2 separate regions of the Mus musculus genome follow, and region 1 is linked to region 2. The links are chromatin loops, found by intact Hi-C in ENCODE. Cell type or tissue: left cerebral cortex. All regions are shown on one strand. Links, peaks and the distances in the headings refer to the core of each region. The heading gives the core; the rest is flanking DNA. Region 1 overlaps Magi3 (membrane associated guanylate kinase, WW and PDZ domain containing 3). Region 2 holds the start of Magi3 (membrane associated guanylate kinase, WW and PDZ domain containing 3).

Region 1 (5,382 bases), core at 164-5,163, 130 kb after region 2:
TTTTTTAAAACATGAGAAGACCTGTAACTTGGGGAAATTGAAATAGTACTCTTCAACATAAATTAAGCCCACTATAAATATTGACCCCCCCAGTCTTAAAATATTAGTGAACCTAATTCAGTTAAAATGATAATATGTAATGAATAGGTGGGATTTATGCCAGCAATAAAAATATAGTTTAACCTGTGAATCAATACATGTACATAAACATCTCAGTTAATACAGAGAAAATATTTCACAAAATTTAATATTCTATTATGATTTTAAAAACCATACTCATCAGATTAGGAATATAAGGAAAGGAAACTACCTCAGTATAATAAAGAATGTATCTGAAAAGCCCACATAACACCACAGTCAGCAGTAAGCTTTTTCATAGAAGAGGCAACATGTGAGGGAGTTTACTTGCTGCTATACTGTTAACTCAGTACTTAGAATTCTAGCCAGAATAATCAAGCAACAAAAAGAAGTACGATGACTTTTGGGAGTGGTTCTCTGCATCCACCTTGAGGTTTGGAGAACATACTTAAGTCATCAGGCTTGAGTGGGGAGTGCTTTTATCCACTGAGCCTTCTCACTTGGCCTAGATAACTTCCCCAATTGAAAAGTTTTGTGCACCAGGTTTTGATCATATTTACTCCTCTCTCTTACCTCTTAAGCAGATTTATCCTCACCTCCTTTCTCTGCTCACCCAATTTTGTATCTTTTTCCCCCCATCAAGGTCAATTTGTGCTGCACAAATATTCTTGGATGTATGGTATTTCCCTGGAGTACTGTCAGCTTACCAGGGGTTACATGCTAAGAAAATGGTTCTCAACCTGTGGGCCATGACCCAAAGAGGGGGGGGGGGTCCGCACATCAGATATCCTGCACATCATAGTTATGGTTGGTAGTCACCACAATATGATAAACTGTATTAAATGATTGTAGCTTTAGAAAGATTGAGTTAAACAAAGTAGAGATTAGCTTTGAACATAGAAAATTTCTTATTAAGTGATTGGGGCAAAGATAGAATTCTAATGTGCCGAGGAGAAAATGAGAGGAGGTAGAAACTGAGGTAACAGACCTCTTTTCTTTGTAAAAAGGAAAAATACATTATGTAACTTGCACACAAAAAATGTAGAGAGAATATCAAGAAACTAAAGACATTTTTTGAGATAATAAAAACAAAAGGGTAAGAGAAAAAAGGATTGATTTTTTTTTTTTAATCTTTATGGGAAAAAGCTAGAGTTTATAGTAATTTGTGATGAGAATTACCACTAAAGCCATTTTCTTAGCAATATATGTTTTGGAATCCTATAACATACATGTCTATTAGTAGGAAGGATTATCTTGTCCTGCACCACTTTGTAGAAAGATAGTGAATCCCAGATAAGTTAAAAGGCTTTTCTAAATCAGACCGTAGACTATAATAATTTCAGACTAAAGGGAAGTTCTTCCTGCCCCTTTGGTTGGTGCTGTTCTTATGGTATTATTTACAAAATGATTTGCCTATGAATTGAATTTTATATAGACATTATATTTTATAGGAGAGTTCATTTGCACATCCTGTTAGGCTTTGCTACGTAACAAATTGTCTTAAAATTCTGTGGCTTAAAATAGCCATCATGTGCTGTTTGCCATGGCTTTGTGAGTTGTCTGGGTTTAGCTGGATCACTTGTGTGACAGTCAGTGACAGCTTGACTGGGAGGAGAAGCAGGATGGCTCCACCCTTATGTCTGGGAGCCTGGTGCTGTTTGTTGGCTGGAGCTCTCACTACTCAAGGGTCGAGACGACATTCCTTGCATAGTAACAAGAACATTCTAGAAGGATGGGAGATGGAAATATAGACTTCAAAACTTGCACAGCATGCTTACCACTGAATTAATAAAAGAATTAAAATAATTAGGCTGAAGGGAGCAGGTCCACCTTTTAATGAAAAGAGGTGTATGTATTTGTAACCATGGAATTTCCCACTTAAATAGAAAATTTTAAGATGTAATTTTAACTATTCAACTTCCTAGCAACTTTCTACTTAATATAAAGCAAAAAGGCTGCTGATTGTAGGAATCTTAGTTCAGCATATGAGAAACAAAATTTTTGATAATCAAAATAATTATACTAAAAGAAGAAACTATATGTTGAAACATTTGTATCCTTTTTTTTTGTATGCTCTAAAACAAAAATGCTGTATTCAGTAAATCACTGCACAGAATGTTGATGTAGCTATAATTTTCTCAGCCTATTATTTTTATCATCATCATCATCATCTTTCTGGATCAGTTTTTCATGTGCATGCTTGCTCTCTTGCTTTCTCACTCTCTCTTTTCTCTCTCTCTCGCTCTTATACACTTATACACACACACACACACACACACACACACACACAATTAAAAGTTTTAAAATAAAATCTTTTAAAAAAAAAAACTGTATGCCAGGAAATTAAGTCCTTAGTAGTACTAAACTTACTGTAGAGTTTTTATAGATATGGATTTTATTACTATTTTATTCAAGTGTATTTCTCCTATAGTTATTATGATACTTTAATACATCAGATACAATGTATTAAATAACTTGTCTTCCTTGTAGTCTTCTTAGACTGAACTTTATAGCATTCTGAGTACTTGTATTTTAAAAAGTATTTTACAAGTATTTTTTTTTCTTCTCTCCTTAGGCACTACAAGGGCTCCCAGGGATGGGGAAGTCCCAGGGGTGGATTATAACTTCATTTCTGTTGAACAATTCAAGGCACTGGAAGAAAGCGGAGCATTGTTAGAAAGTGGAACGTATGATGGTATGTCCCCAAATATGAAAACTACCTCCAGATAACCAGAATCATTTCAGAGGGAATTTCATCAGTAAATTCAATTTTTAAAAAGTTATTTGGAAGGACTAGGGGGATGGATTAACATTTAAGAACACTGGCTGATCCTTCCTCCAAAAGACTTGCTTCTGATTTCTGATGTTTAGCAGCTGTTAAACTTCAATTACACGGGATCCAGTGCCCTCTTCAGACCTCTGTGGGCACTGCACACATATGGTACACAAATATACATGAGGCAAAATAACTGTATGCATAAAATAAAGTTGCCAGGCAGTGGTGGCTCATGCCTTTAATGCCAGCACTTGAGAGGCAGAGGCAGGCAGATTTCTGAGTCTGAAGCCAGCCTGGTCTACAGAGTGAGTTCCAGGACAGCTAGGGCTACACAGAGAAATCCTGTCTCGAAAAACAAACAAAAATAAAAAATAAAAAAGTAAAAATAAAATAGAATAAGTCTTAAGACATTATTTGAAAATGTGATTTTCTTTTGATTAGGGAATTCCTAATTTAACAATTAGATGGAATTAGACAATAACCAAAAGCATTACATTACATTAAAAAATTCATTGTGAACAATAAACTGAAAATTAACCAAACTGGCAAGTTTACATATTTCAAAACAACTCACCATCATCATCTAAACCCAACAAGTGCTTGTTGATGGCTTTCTGTCCATGGCTGGAAGTCTAAAGTCCATAAACATTGAAAAGCCTGTGTGTACCTTAAAATCTTGCAGAAAAGGAAGTATAGATTGAGGGATAGCATCAGTAATTGATTTTCATATCTGTTTCCTGTACCCATTTGTTTCCCTGAAGTACAAACTGAAGATCAGTTTCAATTCTTAAATGATTCCATGTTATGTACTTTAAAAAAAAAAAAAAAAAAGAACACACTTTTCTCTTGGCAAGCTTATCCACTCCCATAGCACCTTAAATTTTTTCATCGTGTCTTTTTCTGCTTTTATAAGGATGCCTTTCACAACTTCTGTGTAGTAAAGATAATGCCTTTCTTACTTTATGCTGTCTTCAATGTATAGAGATGATGTTCAGTAAAGACCCTTGAATGCATCTCATTTACATGCATGCTTGTGCATGAGTGCAAATATTTGTTTCACTTCAGTTACCACACGTGGTCATTTCTTCCTGATAGCCACTTCCATGGTTTTCTTCTCACTGCCACATTGTAGGTCCTTTATTGAGTTCATTATAACATTGTAGGTCCTTTATTGAGTTCATTATAACATTGTAGGTCCTTTATTGAGTTCATTGTAACATTGTAGGGCCTTTATTGAGTTCATTGTAACATTGTAGGGCCTTTATTGAGTTCATTGTAACATTGTAGGGCCTTTATTGAGTTCATTGTAACATTGTAGGTCCTTTATTGAGTTCATTGTAACATTCTAGGGCCTTTATTGAGTTCATTGTAACATTGTAGGGCCTTTATTGAGTTCATTGTAACATTGTAGGGCCTTTATTGAGTTCCTCACAACATTGTAAGTCCTTTATTGAGTTCATCATAACATTGCAGGGCTTTTTTTTTTTTTTTTTTTTTTTTTTTTTTTTTTTTTTTGAGACAGCGTTTCTCTGTGTAGCCTTGGCTGTCCTGGAACTCACTTTGTAGACCAGGCTGGCCTCAAACTCAGAAATCCTCCTGCCTCTGCCTCCCGAGTGCTGGGATTAAAGGCATGCGGCTGTAGGGCCTTTATTGAGTTTGTCATAACATTGTAGGGCCTTTGTTGAGTTTGTCATAACATTGTAGGTCCTTTATTGAGTTCATTATAACATTGTAGGGCCCTTATTGAGTTCATTATAACATTGTAGCTCCTTTATTGAGTTTATTATAACATTGTAGGGCCCTTATTGAGTTCATTATAACATTGTAGGGCCTTTATTGAGTTCATCATACTATTGCAGTTGGTCTCCCCCTCTCTAGCCCCGCTTCAGTGTCTTGCTTTGTTAGTTCCATCCTGCCCCTTGCTACAGTACTGGGCTTCCTCAGGCTCAGCTCTGATACTTCCGATCACATCCCTTTCTTATTCAGAACGTTGAGTCATTTCCTTCCTGCCTATAAACTTTGACCTACTTTTTCTGGCCTCAGCTCACATGAATCATCCATTCATTTAAAAATTGATTAGATCATGTTTTATTTATTCAGCAACCACTTGACAAGTACGTACTATATGCCAAGTCTTGTAAGAGACCCAGGAATACTGTGGTGAACAAGATCAAAATGCTATTGCTTTAATAAATTCTGTATTTTAGTAGGGAAGGTCGTGAAAATTAAATTAAGAATAAACTGAGATGCTACAAAGGAAACAAAACAACAAATTTAGAGAAAAACAATAGGAATATAATTTTTGCCAAGTGAAGACATCTCAAAGGGATGGACAAGCTAATTTGTTTTCACCTTTTTTCATATAACGTTTTTATGGGAACATCTATGGGAATTTCACATCATGTACCTGACCATACGCAGTCCATCTATGTGTGCCCCTCCACCCTGTGACATCCCCCCAAAAGTAAAAATTAAAATAAATAAATAACCCCAAGTCCAGTAAAGATCTGGCCTGCTTCATGAATTCT
Region 2 (5,382 bases), core at 316-5,315:
GAAACAATGATAACGTTGAAAACAATTTAACCAGGGGCCATTTCAGAGAGATCATTTATGTGACATCCATGACTATGTAGTAATTTCCAGCAGTGTCCTACCATCAGTAACTCACCGAGTAGGCAGAATATTCCGACTAGGGGGAAAATGACCCACCTAAGATGGATATTTGCAGAATTGAAGAGGTACCCACGGATGCATTTAGCCTTATCACAAACATTATGATATAGCATAAGCCAACATAACATTTTGTGGAGTGTTTGCTATGCTGTCTATGTGGAGTGCTTGACTCATCTGCAGACAAGTCTCACCACAACTCAGTGAAGTATTGTTGTCATACCTGTTTTGTGTATGGGGAAATGGAGGTTAGGTGACAACAAGCAGCTTGCTAGGAAATGGAAAAGCTGGTATGTGAGCCTGGCTCTGAAGCTAAGGCTCCCTAATGACTGCAGTTTTCTGCCTGAGAATCAATTCATGGTTAAGACACTGGGCAGATGTTAGATGACTTAAAAAAAAAAAAGAAAAAAGAAAAAGAAAAAAGACACACAGCAGGCAGACATTGTTGGGTGACTACTTAACAACTATTCTCTCCTCCTCCCTTAAAGAGGACCTCTGCTTTGTTTGAAGGTGACTTATGATCAAGTTAGTGGAATGCTAGTAATTGCATTTTCTTTTGCCAGTGACTGGTCTAAGGTGGTCATGGCTCCATTTTTCTAGCCTACCACAGTGGCCACAAGCTAGGTAGGATTTTTCTCTTTCATCAAATTTGGACTAACATTTTCTTACCCTTCTTTCTTGCTTCATATAATGACCTTTGAGGATGTGATGTCTGGAGCTATGACAACCTTGTAATTAATAGGTGACAGGCTTGGAGACAAAAGTTCATATGGATATGATGTGGAAGAGTAAACACAAAGAGCTCCGGACCTTGATAATAGACTGTCCAACTAGTCCTCAAACTACCACACTTAAACTTTATGTTAAAGATGTAATAAATGACAGTGTGCTCTAAGCTATTATTTGTCAGATGTTTTGTTCCTTGTTGCCAGAGCCATTCTAAACAGATACAGTTTAGGCAGAGCATTGTGTTTCAGTCTCAGCAAAAATAGAAGATGTGAAGGCAATCGAGTATTCATTCAGGAATTTATTAGTATTAACTAGTTGTCCATAAAACAAGTTAAATTTTTTTTTAAATTTCAGATGTTGGTCTATTTGAATGATCCACATGATGCCTGTGAAAAGTATTTACTCCATTGGGTTCCAGACGCTGGGCTTTCTCTACCCCCATCATAAGTGTGAAGGCCATCTGGCTTCCAATCCACTTGGCCAGAGGGAGCCTCAGCAGGATGGAGGGTGGTATTAAAGAAATGTAGTTTCTCTCTTGGGTGACTGCTCAGCAGACAATCAAGGACTGAAGGTTACAGTCTGGCAATCTCTCCATCAGGGTGTAGATAAAGGTCCTGTCTCTGCCTGGCAGGTCCCAAGCCTGCAGCTCCAGGGCTCCACTTCCCTTATTGTTTCTTGAGTCCAGCCCACATTTAGTGTTTTTATTTCCCCAGTTCAATGGTGTGAAGGAAATCACTGTAGCTGTCTGAAGCTTGATCTAGTTTGTAGAGCTCCTCGGAGTTTAAAATAAGGGCTATCATTAAAGGGAGTCAGAAGACATGCCCTGTCACAAAAGTGAGACAAGTGCCCCAGTTCAGAGAAAACACTTTCCAAGAAATACTGGACGACTATTTGGATGAGGTGAAACATTTACGAACAGAGGGCATTCCAAAGACGAGAAAGCACGCGTTCAATGAAGGAAGAAAAAAAGCTTAAGTGTTTCTGAAAAATTAGAGCTGGGAGAGATCTGAGGTCTCCCTTGTTCTGAGTCACTTCTTCCACCTTCTTACAAACAAGCAGACGCGAAGCAGAGATCTGGTCAAGGTCAAGCCACCAGTGTCAGGACTTAGCTCCGCAGGCACCAGGTTGTTTTTTAATCCATCTCCTTCCCGCTTTCCTCAAATGATCTTCTAGTCAGTCTCTCTCGCTAAGCTGCAGTCTCCTCGAGAGCAGGATCACTGTTTTCTTCATTCTTGGAGTTCAGTAGCTAGTGTAATTAATGATCTTCACTCTCAGCTTGTTTCCGACAGGCTGTCTAACTTGCCCGAGATCACACAGCATTCGAGCACTGGACTGTATTTTACCCTCAATTAACAGGATTTCGCCAATGGATCATTTAAGAACATTCATTGAACGAATTAACAAATTCAAACCCGTAGAATCCGTTTCAGCCTTAACAGGCCCATTTAGTGGCTCCACCGTTCGGAGTAGCTGGGCACTGGACTCCCAGGATCCAGGCAAAGCACTCCCAGGATCGCCTTCGGGCTCCAGCTCCGAGGCCCCGCCCCCTGCCCAGCTGGGCACGCCCCACCTTGGGGACCAGGGTCCTTTCAGTGTTTGAGTTTCCCTTGGCTCCAGCCCCTGGCTGGAGGGCCTCTCCCCTCTAGGCGACCTGTGCCCGCTCCCAGACCAACCCTCTCTTTTCCCTCCCCCTTCTCCCTCCCTCACACTCTAAACTTCTTTTTTCCTCCCTCTCTAAACTTCAGTCATTCTAGTGCCCGCCTCCTCTACTTAGACCACCCAATCAGAAATCAGCATGCCCGCCGAGGGCCGCCCCCAGCTGCCAGAACCCAATCCACGGTGCGGAGCCGAGAACTGGGCGGGTCCTCCGGAGCAGAGCTGGTGACGGCAACGCGCCGGGCGCTGCGCTGCGGGAGGGGGCGGGGCCGGGCCGGCGAGGGCGGGGGAGGGGCCGAGCGGGGAGGAGGTTGCGGCGGGTTTGAAAGCGCCAGTTTCCTGGCAGCTGGGGCAGGCGTTGGTCTCGGCGCTCCGGCTCCGCAGCAGCCGCGCTCCAGCGAGCGACTAAGCTCGGTGCGCGCGTACCGATACGAGCCTCGGTTCCAGCCGCTCCCTCAGCTCCCGCCCCTTTGCCTCAGCCTTTCCCGCCGCGCGGGCGCCGAGTCCCGGCCGTCGGCGCTGACCCCGCCCGGAGACCCCGCCGGCGCCGCCCGCGGGGCGCGCGCTCCCTCCGGCTCTCCTCAGCGGCCCGCGAGAGGGGCGGCTCGCGGCGGCGCGCGGCCGGCGGGCTGAGGCGGGGGGTCGACGGCGGCGCCCCTCTGGCCGGGCTGTGCGCGGGGCCCGGAGCGGCACCGCGGCCGCCCGCGCGGGGGCTCCCCATGGTGCAGCGGAGGTCGGGATGTCGAAGACGTTGAAGAAGAAGAAGCACTGGCTCAGCAAGGTGCAGGAGTGTGCGGTATCCTGGGCCGGGCCCCCGGGCGACTTGGGCGCCGAGATCCGCGGCGGCGCCGAGCGCGGCGAGTTCCCTTACCTGGGGCGGCTCCGCGACGAGGCTGGCGGCGGCGGAGGCACCTGCTGCGTGGTCTCGGGCAAGGCGCCCAGTCCGGGCGATGTGCTGTTGGAGGTGAACGGGACGCCGGTCAGTGGGCTCACCAACCGGGACACTCTGGCTGTCATCCGCCACTTCCGCGAGCCCATCCGTCTGAAGACGGTGAAGCCAGGTGTGTGGTCGCCTTGGGGACCCGGGTCCTGGTCCGACTCCCCGGGGAGGAGGGGGGAGGGGGCGGCGCCGGGGTTTCCCATTTTGCGGCTAGTAAAACTGAGCTCGGGTGAACCGACAGCTGTGTAGGCTGTCAGGGAATTGGCACTAGGAGCTGGCTTTCCTAATCCAGCTCGGTCTCCCACCGCATCAAGAGTTTTTATTTTTATTTTTATTTGCCTAGAGAAGAGCCATCTCTTTTCTTCTCCCCTTTGTGGAAACAGTCCTATGATGATAATCTTTTCTTTGGAACGTATTTGCGTCTTCTAACGGGGAGAAAGGGCTTTACTATGGAGACTCGGCGCCGGATCGAGGGCCGAGGTTACCACTGAAAGCTCCTGGGAGGGCTCAGCTGGCCCAGTGCGTCGTGCACGACCGCAGACGTCTGGGAGCTGACAGTCCCACTCTGTGGGTCTAGGTGGCTCAGGTGTCTGAGTCCCAGTGAGGTACAGTGTGTGGTATGAGGCAGTGGAGCTGTTGTGTCGTCTGGATTTGGAAGGAGGACCCAGGTGCCCAGCCGAGCAAATGCCTTTGTAAAGCTTTCAAATCTACAGTATTTGTTGAAGCGCAGGGTAAAAAAAAGAACCCCTTGGTGCCCTGGTGTCTTTGATGCTCGTAAAATGTGCTGCAAAGCATGTTACGCTTATGGCATACTCCCTAGCTGGAAAGCATTGATCAGACTGCGCAGTCTGGTCTGGTAGTATGTAGTAAGTTTTCTTACGAATTTGTAAGAGAAAACACTGTTGGACCTTTCGGTATTGGTAAAATATGGTTCTGGCTTCTGAGGTGGTTGTAGACATGGGCATCGTGATTAATCATTGTTACTAGAAATCAAATTGTTTCTGCTGAACGTAGATACGGTACATCTGAACATATGGGGCTGCCAAACTGACTTGGGCTAGATTTTGGTCTTCCCCGTTCACTACAAAATGCTAGAAATTTCTAGAAATTTTAACACGTTCTCTCTCCCTCTCCTCCTCTTCCCTCCCCCCACTTCTTCCTCCTCCCTCCCTCGATCTCCCTCTTCCTCATCTTCAGCTCACTTTAGGACTGCCTCTTAAGTAGTCCTTGAGCTAATTGCAACTGATGGTTTGATGCAATATCCATGTGTTGTGGGTATGTGACATAATCTTACTAGTTTACATGAAGGTACTTTTCATATAATCTATTCTATGATACTATTAAGATTTGTGTGTTTATGGGTTTTTCTTACTGTTAATCTTTAGAACTTTGTCAAACTATAAATACCCTTTCTGTGTTTTTGAGGATTGTAAGATTCTTAACTCTTAACTTTTAGAACTATATGTAAAGGGTGGAGGGAACACTTTTGGGGCTGTAATTCGGTGTGTTGGTTACTGTTTATAATATTCAAAATACTATACATTTACTAGCCCAGGTAGGACTTAGGTCATAGGTTCTCAACCTGTGGGTCTCAACCCCTTTGGGGGTTGTGTATCAATTATCTTGCATATCAGATATTTATATTATGGTTCATTGCAGTAGCAAAATTACAGTTATGAAGTAGCAATGAAATAATGTTATGTTTGGGGGTCACTACAACATGAGGAACTGTATTAAAGGGTCACAGCATTAGGGAGGTTGAGAACCTTTGACTTAGATGAAATCCCATGAGCCAGCAGATAATGAGAATATGTGCATCATTGCTCTGTTTTGTTTTGATCAGTTGGGGCATTACTGAAGGAATAACAGTCATAAAGTTGTTGAGGAAGTTGTTATATTCCAAATCACTGTGGTTTGTTTAATAGATGAGAGGGTTGGCT

Evidence for each region. Peaks named below come from ENCODE experiments on the same cell type or tissue, not always from the same donor. Only the 100,000 strongest peaks of a DNase experiment are listed, where the experiment ranks them.
Region 1: it touches region 2 in a loop (2.0-fold over the local background); 9 of 42 quality-filtered maps call a loop at or near these places.

Annotation. Positions count from the first base shown.
Region 1 is chr3:104,092,456-104,097,837 of GRCm38, reverse strand. It overlaps Magi3 (membrane associated guanylate kinase, WW and PDZ domain containing 3), which reads left to right. Exons shown (of 21, transcript NM_001159354.1): 3 at 2,654-2,773. Among named protein-coding and RNA genes, the nearest start is that of Magi3, 130 kb to the left of the region's middle. In left cerebral cortex, for the core only: a CTCF peak has its summit at 2,990 (motif pointing left); a DNase peak (open chromatin) is centred at 2,991.
Region 2 is chr3:104,217,826-104,223,207 of GRCm38, reverse strand. Magi3 (membrane associated guanylate kinase, WW and PDZ domain containing 3) reads left to right here and starts at 2,802. Exons shown (of 21, transcript NM_001159354.1): 1 at 2,802-3,563. The coding sequence starts at 3,242. In left cerebral cortex, for the core only: a CTCF peak has its summit at 2,308; DNase peaks (open chromatin) are centred at 2,656, 3,560 and 4,061; H3K4me3 peaks cover 3,342 bases; H3K27ac peaks cover 2,055 bases.